Regions from separate parts of the Homo sapiens genome. Here region 2 is linked to region 1. Evidence: chromatin contacts called from ENCODE Hi-C or POLR2A ChIA-PET data. All regions are on one chromosome and are shown on one strand. The core of a region is the stretch at or near the end of the contact, and the rest is flanking DNA. Distances in the headings are between cores, read along the strand shown.

The links. Hi-C counts contacts between places; a loop is a spot of excess contacts on that map. ChIA-PET counts read pairs that join two places held with the same protein, here RNA polymerase II (POLR2A). Pooled maps may share reads with other maps.
Region 2: a loop to region 1 is called in a map of sciatic nerve, with 4 times the contacts of the local background. The contact joins two enhancer-like sites. A Hi-C loop is called at or near these places in 1 of 168 maps with a recorded cell type or tissue (sciatic nerve) and 1 of 50 pooled maps. POLR2A ChIA-PET finds 5 or more read pairs at or near these places in 5 of 52 experiments (BJ, HEK293, HepG2 and 2 more).

Annotation. Positions count from the first base shown.
Region 1 is chr16:15,460,587-15,467,067 of GRCh38, forward strand. The region is part of intron 1 of MPV17L-BMERB1 (MPV17L-BMERB1 readthrough); the gene reads left to right. All of the region lies in intron 1 of BMERB1 (bMERB domain containing 1), which reads left to right. Among named protein-coding and RNA genes, the nearest start is that of BMERB1, 29 kb to the left of the region's middle. Within about 2 kb of position 2,250, at least 3 of the 41 ENCODE cell types and tissues checked have a DNase peak (open chromatin) inside an H3K27ac peak, as active enhancers do.
Region 2 is chr16:15,635,172-15,641,652 of GRCh38, forward strand. It overlaps MARF1 (meiosis regulator and mRNA stability factor 1), which reads right to left. Exons shown (of 27, transcript NM_014647.4): 2 at 3,919-4,120; 3 at 485-1,171. The coding sequence starts at 4,062. It overlaps LOC124903649 (a long non-coding RNA gene), which reads left to right. Exons shown (of 2, transcript XR_007065003.1): 2 at 335-627. Among named protein-coding and RNA genes, the nearest start is that of MARF1, 4.7 kb to the right of the region's middle. Within about 2 kb of position 4,005, at least 5 of the 41 ENCODE cell types and tissues checked have a DNase peak (open chromatin) inside an H3K27ac peak, as active enhancers do.

The sequences.
Region 1 (6,481 bases), core at 1,000-3,499:
AGCCTGAAGGTGGCCAAGGGCAAAAGCAGAGGTTGTTATTTGCAGGCTACGTTGACACTAGGTAGTGAACTTCACAGCTCAACACATCCACACATATTGGCTGAACGTTAATTAGTTCTGCCTAGTTACAGGGTTTCCAAAATGGATGAGACATTCTGCCTCCCCTCAAGGAATTTGTGGGCTGGTAAAGGAGACAGACACAGTAACAGATCATTATGTAATATGCTAAGTGCTTTATCAGAGGAAAAAAGCTGGGTGCAGGCTGGGCGCAGTGGCTCACACCTGTAGTCCCAGCACTTTGAGAGGCCAAGGCAAGCACCTGAGGTCAGGAGTTTGAGACCAGCCTGGCCAATATGGTGAAGCCCATTTTCTACTAAAAATACAAAAAATTAACCAGGAGTGGTGGCACATGCCGGTAGTCCCAGCTACTCGGGAGGCTGAGGCAGGAGGATCGCTTGAACCCAGGAGGCAGAGGTTGCAGTGAGCCAAGATTGCACCAGTGCACTCCAGCCTGGGTGATAGAGCAAGACTCTGTCTCAAAAAAAAAAAAAAAGAAGCTAGGCGCATCAGGGGCTTTGAGCCTTCTGACCCAGCCTGGGAACAGGGAGAAGCACAATTCAAGGGGACATTTAGACATTTTGCTGTGGGAGGAGCAAAATCACTCCTGGCAGGAGCGACCCCCGGGCTCAGTTCACCAGGTGAAAGGAACAGGCAAAGTCACATAAGTACAAAGCAGTGTGGTGCTTCCTGGGACCAAAAAGCAATTCGTTATCAATAAAACATACTTTGCGTTGGTTCCCATCTTACCGAACCTTCTTTCCTTTCTTCTTTCTTCCCTGCTTCCTTCTCACACGCCCTCCACTCACCTCTCAGAACTCATTCTATGTGATCTCTACCCAAAGCACAGTGCTAAGAGCCCGGAATAAAACGGGCAAAACCAACCTAGCCATTGTCCTCATAGAATTAATCATACAAATAAAAATATAATTTTAACCTGTGGCAAGTGCTCAGACAGAAAAAATCCAGTTAGGCTGCCAGTAAAAATACTAGATGTGGCCGGATGTGGTAGCTCATGCCTGTAATCCCAGCAGTTTGGGAGGACAAGGCAGGTGGATTGCTTGAACCCAGGAGTTTGAGACCAGCCTGGGCAACACAGCAAACCCCATCTCTACAAAAATACAAAAACAAAACACAAAAATTAGCCAGGTGTGGTTGTGTGCACCTGTAGTACCAGCTACTTGGGAGGTTGAGGCAGGAGGATCACCTGAGCCCAGGAGGTTAAGGCTATAGTGAGCTGTGATTGGGCCACTGCACTCCAGCCTGGGTAACAGGAAGACCCTGTTTCACCAAAACAACAACAACAACAACAACAGCAGCAGCAACAACAAACAAAAAACTCCCCCAAACAGGTGCCCAGTTAACTTTGAATGTCAGATAAACAACATATATGATTTTGCAGTATAAGCATGTCCCATGCAATATTTGGGACATACTTATCCTACACAAAAATTGTTTTTTCTGTGAAATTCAAAGTTAACTGGATGTCCTGCCTTTTTTTTTTTTTTTTTTTTTTTTTTTTTTTTGAGGTGGAGCGTCGCACTGTTGCTCAGGCTGGAGTGCAATGGCGCCATCTTGGCTCACTGCAGCCTCCACCTCCCAGGTTTACTAGATTCTCCAGCCTCAGCCCCCTGAGAAGCTGGGATTACAGGTGCCCACCACCACGCCTGGCTAATTTTTTTGTATTTTTAGTAGGGACAGGGTTTCACTATGTTGGCCAGGCTGGTCTTGAAGTCCTGACCTTGTGATCCGCCCGCCTTGGCCTCCCAAAGTGCTGGGATTACAGGTGTGAGCCACCACACCTGGCCTGCATTTTTATTTGTAAACCTGGCAGCCTTAAGTCCAAGATCCCATGAGCTCACATGACTAGGGGACCTGAGTTAACCTGGGCTGCAGTGGGAGAAGGTGATTGGAGAAAGCCTGACATCTGCAGAACAGGGAGCTGCACCTGGGAGAGGAGGCCGGAGAGGGGAGTGACCTGGAGAAGGGAACAGCCTGAATGCGAACAGAAATTGGCCCCAACAGAGCGTTCAAGAGTCTGAGAGAAGGCTCCTGGGGCTTGAGCACAGACATTTAGTTTACTGGGATATGGAGAGAGGAGAAGCAATTGGAAAATGAGTAAATATATCATGCTTTTAAGGAGGCATGCTGTACAAGTAAATGTCAGGTACAGTGACTCAGGTTATTGATTTGAAAGATTAGTCAGTGGAGACATGTGCTGGACTTACTCAGTCCCTCTGTTGTCAAGGAAGTCCAACGCCACCAGCACTAGATCCTTCAACAATGCAGAGTCCTCCCGCAAATGAATCTGACTTTGCCTGTAAACCGCGGAGAGTTTCAAAAACTGGAAAGCATTACAGGTGGCCAGTTTGTTTCCATTTATATAAAGTGCAGCAAAAATGATCTGTCAGAGAGAGAACATTGGGATAAATTTCTTTTTTTTTTTTTTCTTCTGGAGACAAGGTCTTGCTGTTGCCCAGGCAGGAGTGCAGTGGTGCGACCATGGCTCCCTGCAGCTTTGAACTCTTCATCTTAAGGGATCCTCTCACCTCAGCCTCCTGAGTAGCTGGGGCCACAGGTGTGCACTAGTATGTCTGGCCAATTAAATCAATTAAATATATATATATTTTGTAGAGGCGGGGATCTCACTATGTTACTCAGGTTGGTCTTGAACTCTTGGTCCCAGGCAATCCTCCTGCTTTGGCCTCCCAAAGCCCTGGGATTGCAGGCATAAGCTACATCACCTGGCCTGAAATACGCTTGAAGGCATCCTTTGAACCACTGTTATCACAGAAGTGTGGTCAGGTTCAGTGTGGAGAGTGAATGAGAAGCTGGGCAGGAGCCTGTGCGAGTTGGGCTTTGTGGAGACACACAGAAAGATGCCCCCCACTTTAACCACCTTCCCTTGCCTCGTCGTTTGACTGCTGAGGTCTTACTCACACTCTGAGACTGTAGCTTTCACGTGGCCTCCTCTAATATATTTTCAGTGTAGCCTTAACAATGAATCGTAGTAACTTCTCACCTTACATGCTCCCCAAAAGATGTCACTTTGGGAGAACATATTCAAGGAACCCTCCCCAATCCTGACCCCCATCCCCACCCCAGCTCCTGCTGCTGTTGACACAACTGCCTTAGCTGTGAGGCTGTGCCATCCATTGGAACCTGGGACTTTCCAATGTTGGGATGCCTCAGCATCATCAAGCAAAATTGGGGTTCTTTTTGTGTATGCTTTAAAAAAAAAAAAAAAACTTGAAGCATAAAACTATTACTGGAAAGTGGTCCTGATCCAGACTGCAAGAGAGGGCTCTCGGATCTTGTGCAAGAAGAAATTTGGGGCAACTCCATAGAGTAAAGTGAAAGTAGTTTATTAGAGAAGTAAAGAATCAAGGCCGCGCACAGTGGCTCATGCCTGTAATCTCAGCAGTTTGGGAGGCCGAGGCGGGCAGATCACCTGAGGTCAGGAGTTCGAGACCAGCCTGGCCAACATGGCAAAACCCCATCTCTACTAAAAATACAAAAATTAGCCAGGTGTGGTGGTGGGCGACTGTAATCTCAGCTACTCAGGAGACTGAGGCAGGAGAATCACCTGAACCTAGGAGGCTGAGGTTGCAGTGAGCTGAGATTGGTCCACTGCACTTCAGTCTGGGCGACAGAGTGAGACTTCATCTTAAAAAAAAAAAAAAAAAAAAGGATTCCAAAGAATGTCAGGTATGGTGGCTCATACCTCCCAGCTCTTTGGGAGGCCAAGGCGGGAGGATTGGTTGAGGCCAGGAGTTCAAGACTACACTGGCCAACATAGAGAGACCCTGTCTCTAATTTTTTAAAAAAGAAGAAACTAAAAAAATGGCTTCTCTGTAGGCAGAGCAGTCTCGAGTGCTGCTGGTTGACAATTCTTGTGGTTATGTCTTGATCGTATGGTAAACAAGAGGTGGATTATTCATGAGTTTTCCGGAAATGGCACAGGGAATTCCTGAAACTGAGAATTCCTCTTCCTTTTAGACTATATTGGGTAACTTCCAGAAGTTGCCATGGCACTTGTAAACTGTCATAGTGCTGGTGGGAGTGTCTTTTAGCATGCTAATGCATCATAATTAGTGTATAATGAGCAGTGAGGATGACCAGTGGTCACTTCTGACACCATCTTGGATTGGGCAGGTTTTGGCCAGCTTCTTTATTGCACCCTGTTTTATCAGTGGGGTCTTTGTGACCTGTATCTTGTGACCTCCTGTCTCATCCTGGGACTAAGAATGCCTGACTTCCTGGGGTTGCAGCCAAGTAGGTCTCAGCCTTATTTTACCCTTATTCAAGATGGAGTCACTCTGGTTCAAATGCCTCTGACAAAGCCAGCATAGATGAAGACCTAACACCCTTGAGCAAATGAAAGATCTGTGTGATGGAACAGTTGCGTGTCTTGATTGGGGTGGTTGGTTACCTGAATCTGTACATGTGATAAAATTGCACAGAACCACACACACACATACACACACACACCAATGAATTGGATGTAAAACTGGTGAAATCTGAATAAGGTCAGTTATGCAAAATGTCATCACTGGGGAACATTGGGTGAAGGTTTTTTAGGACCTCTCTGACATACAAACGGATATAAATCAGCAATTCTCTCCAAATAAAAAGCTAAACAACAAAACCGACCCCAAACACTGACACCTTGTATCCATCATCCAAATTTGGTCAATGCTAAGATATATATTTTTTTTTTTTTTTTTGAGACTGGGTCTCAATGTGTCACCCAGGCTGGAGTGCAGTGGTATGATCTCGGCTTACTGCAAACTCTGCCTCCTGGGTTCAAGCGATTCTCATGCCTCAGCCTCCCAAGTAGCTGGGATTACAGGCACCCACCACCATTCCAGGCCAATTTTTGTATTTTTAGTAGAGACAGGGTTTCACCACGTTGGCCAGGCTGGTCTCAAACTCCTGACCTCAGGTGATCCGCCTGCCTTGGCCTCCCAAAGTGCTGGTATTACAGCTGTGACCCACCGCACCCAGCCCTAAGATCTTTGTATTAGTCCTTTTTAGAAAAATAAAACAAAACCTTAAAGATTCAGCTGGAGACTCCTACTCAGTCCTTTTTCTTTCCAGAAATGACCCTTGTCATGGAATTAATATGTATTTATCTTTTCCACATTTGCTTTTACTGTATTATGTGCATAGTCATAAACAATCTGTGATATCCTGTTATACATTTCCTTTGGTAGCTTATTTTGCCACTAAACATGTTTTCAGGATTTATGCATGTTGAAACATGTAGATCAATTCTTTTAATTTTTTAACTGCTCAAAGTATTTCTAATAGGTGAATATACCACAAATTCTTCAACCAATCTTCCACTGATAATAGGTTGTTTTCCATTTTTCAGTATTACCAGACATTGCTATCATGGCCATCCAGGTATAAATGCCTTTTTGGGTCAAGAGTTTCTGCAGGGTTTTTATCTAGAATTGAAAGTGCTAAGCAGACAGTATGCACATACTAAACTTCAGTAAACATTGAGAAATTGCTATCCAACTGTGACTCTATAAATTTATGGCTGTCCCAGCAGGTGGTAATAATCACCATTTCCTTATATTTTCACCAGCCAACCTGATCTTTCCAGACTGTTAAAAGTTTGCCAATCTGATGGATGTAAAGTAGTATTTCATTGTTATTTTATTATTGTGTTTTCCTGATTTCCAATGAGGTTAGACATCTCTTCATAGGTTTATTAGCTGGAATTTCCTCTTCTGTGAATCCTGAGGTCGTACCCTTTTGCCCTTTTTTTTTCTATTGTGTTGTCATTGTCATAGGTATTTTTTGTATTTTGTTCCCGATTGTTTTGTATGTTTGTGTATTATAAATTTCAGCTTGTGGCCTGTCTTTTAAAAAAAGACTTTTTATTTTGAGATTATTGTAGTTTGCGTGCAGTTGTAAGAAATAATACAGAGATCTATGTATGCCTTTCACCCATTTTACCCCAATGGTGACATTTTGGACAGCTAAATACAGTATCAAAGACAGGAAATTGACATTGATACAATCCATTCATCCTATTCAGATTTCACCAGATTTATGTGTGTGTCTGTGTGTGTGTGTGTGTGTATTTAGTTCTATACAATTTTATCATATATTTAGATTTGTGTGACTATCAACAAAGTCAAGATACAGAACAGTTCCATCACAAAGGTTCCTCCTGCTACTTTTGTATAGTTACAGTTACCTTGCCCCATTCAACCCCTAGCAACAACAATTAGTTTTCTATTTCCATAATTTTGTCATTTCAAGAATATTAAAGAAATGGAATCATGCAGTATATAACCTTTTTGAGATTGGCTTTTTCACTCACCGTAATTCTCTCAAGATCCATCCAAGTTGCTGTGTGTATCAGCCATTCATTCCTTTTCATTGCCAAGTAATATTCCATTGTATG
Region 2 (6,481 bases), core at 2,755-5,254, 180 kb after region 1:
GGGGCATGAGTCTGCTGCAACGAAGACCTCACACATATTTTACATAAAGGGTAGCAAAGTCTCACTTGAACACCAATGTGACTGAGGCCAAGCTTCAGGTTTCCCACATTATTGCAAAAAGACAACATGCAGTTATCTACCTTACATGAATGGGCCCATGTGTAAGCTGAATGTAAGTTATAAAAAATCCATCGTGCTTTAGCCTTTAAACATAGAACACGAAGGCTTTGCCAACCTCTTGTTTGCAACAAGAGGCTCTAAAAGTATAAACTACAAAAATAATGACTCTCTACTTTTTTGAATGATCTCCCATCTTACCCTTTGTTTCTTTCAGAACCAGCAAAAATTATGCTGATGGGGAGATTCCCCTATACCATGGGAGAATCTTCAACCCCATGTATAATACTTTTCAAGATAAATCCACTTCAAAAGTCATTCCTCAATCCTCAGCTGCACCCAACTTAAGAAATAAAAAGATACGAACCTTGTTTAGACAGTCTTCGCAGTAAAGTGAGCCCTTTAAACAAACCGGAGGTACCACATTAAGGTGCAAAGAGTTGGTGCACAAGTGAGGCGTTAGCTCCGACTGTGAAATGTGCTCTTCCAAATGCCCTGGAGCCCCGCTTGTGAAATCAGAACAGGGGAAATAGCCAGCGGAGGTGCAGCCCTGCAGACTCGGAAACTGATGCAGCTTGTGCACATTACCATGACATGACTGGAAGTGGAGTTTTCCACAACAGGGCAGGTGTTTGCAGGAAGACAGGTTACTCTCTAGACACATGCTGGGAAAGTCACTTGCAATGCCTGCCAAATTGTTCCTAGCTGAGGCATTCTGGAGTGAAGATGCAGACTGGAAAGCAAACCCTGACCCTACCTGACACGTGATTGTCCTGGTGCTTTGCGAGTCTAACAGTGCGCCCGGGTGAATCAAGCTACTGGTACCTCCGCTACCGCCACCACCACCACCAAAACGCATTGGCGAAGTGGAGGGTTCATTAGGGCAATGAGCACAGCAGCTTACTTTGGGGACAGAAGAAAGCTGTATTTTAGGCTGCTGAAGAGAACGAATATCAGGAAGTGGGACTGCTGGAAAAAGCTTAGAGCCAGCATGAAGGGGTGATGGTACATCCTTTAGTTCCACAGCAACTTTCTTGTTCTCCATGTACTCTTTCTGAGAAAAGAAAATCAGAACATAAATTAATTTTATGAGGTCCGTGGTTTTTTGGTTACTCATATCTTACTGCATGCACAAACAGAAATAGTGTTCAATTCTGTTACATCACTAAATCATAACTGAACAAAATGGAATCACAGCTAGTTAAAACCAGGAACATTCTTCAGAGAGGTCTGCAGGACATGAACACTGGAACACACAACTAAAATTAAGACTACATTCTTCCTGAATTGAAACAGACTGGGGTGGGAGGGCCTGTTTACATCTTTAGCAGCCACCATGCCTCAGTAACTTCCTTTTGGTAATTTCCCCTTGCCTCACAGAATCTTCTGAAGACAAAATAGGTGGTATGAAAACAACCCCTCACAAACAGCATTCAATAAAGATGGCTAACACACACAGTGGTTTGAGGACAATACTTAATAGTTCTGTGGTCAGGCCATAAGGGGTTTTAGTAAGATCCCCCAAAGGAAAAGAGTAAAGTTTCAAACACAGATGAGATCAGCCATCTACCCAGATGGCCCATCCGTGTTGCTGATGACATTTCATAAACCCTAAGATATCATGACCTAAAGCCATAATGACAATTATATTGCAGCCAGTGAAAAGATTTAGAGAATTAGAAAACTATCCAAGAAAAAGATCCAAGACAAATAGTTTGCCACATGACTCCAACACAGACACAGGAAGCCAGTATATTACAAAGGTTCTGAGCAGAGCATCAGTGGCAGAGACCTGGGTTAGAATCTGATACTCAATAGTTGTATGACCTTGGGTAAGTTACTTAACCTACACTTTGGTTTCCTCATCCATAAACTGGGAATACAATATACCTCCTAGAGTTGCTAGGAGGATAAAATAAGATAGAGCACATAGACCACCTGGCACAGTACCTAGCCACTGAAAGGGGACTGAATTCATCAGCCTTCACAGGCTGACTGCAAGAGACATTAAGATGAAGAGGGGGCCCTGCTACAGTGACTGAGACGTGCTCACCGTTCACAGCATATGAGGGTCCATCTGACGCCTAAAATTCCACTCCCTTTGCTGTGATTCTACACTCACCTGGGAGCATAGGCTCATCTGGAAGAAATGTGAATTTTCAGCTAAACTTTCCCTAAAAGGGAGATAACAGCAACGGGCTGACCAGCCAATGAACTGCCCTCTTGGTAATTATAGTTCAGACTGAAATTAACACACTGGTATTCTGATTTATACAGATCAGGCTCATACAGGCAGGCTTACTATGAGTTGATCCCCTGAACCTACTCCATTCTGCATGCCACTGACAAAATTGAGTTTCAAGATCTGTAAAGTTGACCGTGTAATTCTGAATTGTGTGACTCCATGAGGACCAGATCTACCACCCCATCCCAGGAAGCCTTGCTTTTGATGCCAACCCTCACTGTCAACTGTCTCTAAAATAAAACACTCCTAAAATGACCCAAATTACTTGATGTCTTGCAACAAAGACAACTATATAGTGAAAACCTAGAGAAAATAGAGAATTAAACTGGTTTTTAAAAAGTTATTAATACCCGGCCAGGCGCGGTGGCTCACGCCTGTAATCCTAGCACTTGGGAGGCCGAGGCGGGTGGATCACCTAAGGTCAGAAGTTCAAGACCAGCCTGGCCAACACGGTGAAACCCCATCTCTACTAAAATACAAAAATTAGCCAGGCATAATGGCGAGTGCCTGTAAACCCAGCTACTAGGGAGGCTGAGACGGGAGAATCCCTTGAACTAGGGACAGTGGTTGCAGTGAACCCGGATCGTGCCACTGCACTCCAGCCTAGGGGGCTGAGCCGAGACTCTGTCTCAAAAAATAAAATCAAATAAAAGTTGTTAATACCCTTATATAAAATTATATTACAGTCTCACTTGAATCCCACATACAATAGAAAATAAGAAATAGAAAGGTGGTAACATGAGTGCATGAAGTCAGGAAATGTCAAAATTGGCTGGACGCGGTGGCTCACGCCTGTAATCCCAGCACTTTGGGAGGCTGAGGCGGGAGGATCACTTGAGGTCAGGAGGTCAAGACCAGCCTGGCCAACATGGCGAAACCTCGTCTCCACTAAAAATACAAAAATTAGCCAGGCATGGCAGCACAGGCCTGTAATCCCAGCTACTGAGGAGGCTGAGGCAGGAGAACTGCTTAAACCTGGGAGGCAGAGGTTGCAATGAGCCGAGATCGCACCACTGCACTCCAGCCTGGGCCACAGAGCAAGACTGCACCTCAAAAAAAAAAAAGAAAATGTCAAAATCACAATGAGTAAGCAAGAAGTTAGAGACATAAATGTATACTGAGAAGTAAATATTCAAGAGAAATCTCGAAATAAAAAACAGGCAGTGGATAAGCTCTTCCCAACCCTTCCTAGATTATAGACTCAAAACTCAAGAGGGCTACAGTAAAATACAACATATTTTGTATTTTCCTCTGATTTTACTCCACAATGTGGATTTTTAATCTTTGTTACCTGTGACTTTAATGAGGAAGAAATCTTTCCCAAATTTTAACATTAAATATTCAAGGCATCTACTGTTACTCAAAGTGAAATAGAAGAGTTAAAAAATTGTGCTGTGCTCTCACATTATAATGTGGTATAAGAGGCAATACAGGCAAGATCTACAGAAAAATGTGGCACAGACTCTAGGATGAGAGACTGTATCCCAGACCAAATGGACCTCTCTCATCTATTTGGATGAGGAATCTGCTACATCCTTAGTCTTGCATATAGTTACCGTTTGGGGACTATGTGGCAGCGTCTGCTCAGGACGAGAAAAGCAATTAGAGAATTTCCAAAGCCATGGCTTAGCATCATTATCTTGTTGAAGCCATCCACGTGTTCTACTGCAGGAGTTCTCAGTTCCGTTTCCTTCCATCATACAGCCATGCAAAGTGATTCAACATCCTTTCATCTTTCTTTTCTTTCATTCTTCCACCCTGTTAAGAATGAGTAAGATTTCAGTGTTATTTCCTTGCATAAGTACAAATTTTACAACATACTAAAATGTGAAACCACAGCTATATTTACAGTCCTATGGCTCTCAACAATTCAAATCTTTGTTTCAAGAGGAAGTCTCGCTCTGTCGCCCAGGCTGGCATGCAGTGGTACGATCTCAGCTCACTGCAACCTCCGTCTCCCGGGTTCAAGCGATTTTTCTGCCTCAGCCTCCAGAGTAGCTGGGACTACAGGAGCCTGTCACTATGCCTGGCTAATTTTTATATTTTTAGTAGAGATGGGGTTTCACCAAGTTGGCCAGGCTGGTCTTGAACTCCTGACCTCAAGTGATCCACCCTCCTCGGCCTCCCAAAGTGCTGGGATTACAGGCATTAGCCACTGCGCCCGGCCAACAATTCAAATCTTAACAAACAAAATAATAATAATAAAATAAAGAAAGAAAAAAACACAAAATATCAGAGCATATTACGGGTTAATAAAATTTGGTAAACTTGGTTGACTGTTTATGCTTAAAATCTAACTGCAACAACCTGATTTCTTAAAAAATCTATAATCTGCCATTCTTCATGTTTCATAGCTCTTCAAATAAAAAATGAACTCTCCATGAGTCTTGTTTCCTTTCCACATGTAACCATGTTTGAGAGAGGTAGCCATATCTTGGAAACTTGCATATTCCAGAGTGAGACTTCACCTCCTCACTTGGCTGGAATCAATTTTTTCTACAGTTTTTCTGAATTCTTTTCGGCTCTCTCTCCCTAAAGATGCTGCTCAGGAAAGTCAAAAGTTAACAGAAGAGAGCATCTAATCTGAGTAAAAGAGCCACCACCACATCCTCATTGACAACTATATGTAAGATTTTAAAATTGACTTAAGAGCAACTTCTTGCACTGGTTTCTTGATCTGAGCATGAAAAGTCCAAACTAAGTGGCCTCTGTGGACTTTGAATTTGATTTGCTACAGAACAAATTGAACCAATTTCTTAGTTTACTAATGATGAAAGTGCAATCTGATATACCACCAAAAATCTAACTGATAGAAAAATCTCAAGTCGCAGATGTGTTATATCTACGCCAGAGCAACAACACTCTTACAGGTCTTAACAATAAATGCAAGCGAGGCACCGTGGCTCAGGCCTGCAATCCCAGCACTTTGGGAGGCCAAGGTGGGTGGATTGCTTGAGCCCAGGAGTTCCCAACCAGCCTGGGCAACATGGCAAAACCCCATGGCTACAAAAAATTAGCTGAGCGTGGTGGTGCATGCCTGTAGCCCCATCTACTCAGGAGGCTATGGTGGAAGAATCACCTAAGACTGCGTAGTCAAGGCTGCAGTGAGCTGTGATTGCACCACTGCACTGCAGCCTGGGCGACGGAGTGAGACCCTGTCTCAAAAACCAACAAACAAAATTACATGAAATTAAAATGTCAGTGTCCATAAATAAAGTTTAATTGGGACACAGACACACTCATTCACTTAAATACTGCCTATGACTGCTTTTGCATTCCAATTGCAGAGTTGCAAAGAGAGTCTCTGCAAAGAGACTGTATGGCCCACAAAGCCTATATTTACTACGTGGCTCTTTTGTCAGCCTGGGCAATATAGCAAGATCACAGCTCTAAAATAAAATAAAGTTCAAAAAATTAGCATAGTGTGGCAGCATGCGCCTAGTCCCAGCTACTAGAGAGACTGAGGTAGGAGGATCTCTTGAGCCCAAGAATTTGAGGCTACAGTGAACTATATTGTGCCACTGGCCCTTCAGCGTGGGCAACAGAGTGAGATTCCATCTCTAAAAAAATTTTTGTTTTCAAGTTTCTGTTTCCTCCTATGCAAAATGTGGCTAATTTCTCCCCGCCACTGCATTACAGAGAAAAAAAAAATTAGATAAATGAACCCCACTGTCTATTTTCACCACTGTATCTCTTGTGCCAACCAAAATGCTCCCTACTCTGTAAATACAAAGTAAACATTACCTACTACACACTATTGGGAGTGGTTAATTTGGAGATGGATTTAACTGCTACCACTGATAGTAAATTACGATTCTTGTCTTTCCTATTAGATACAGGTTTTATGTCCCCCAAAAAACTCCTCTCAAAATCGTAAGAATCTGTGATATTCACAGTGTTCATAACTTAAACATTCTCTCAAACTTCTTCAAAGCCAAATCCTGAAAGTGAGCTAACATTCACAGTATAATCTAGTTTATAAAGTATTTTCACTTAACATTACTTATGTCTTCATTCAGCAAATATTTACTTAGTATCTACTATGCAGCAGGCCTGTGCTTGGCACAAGGAATATAATGATGAAAAAAACCCAGACGGTGGGATCCTCTTATATAATTT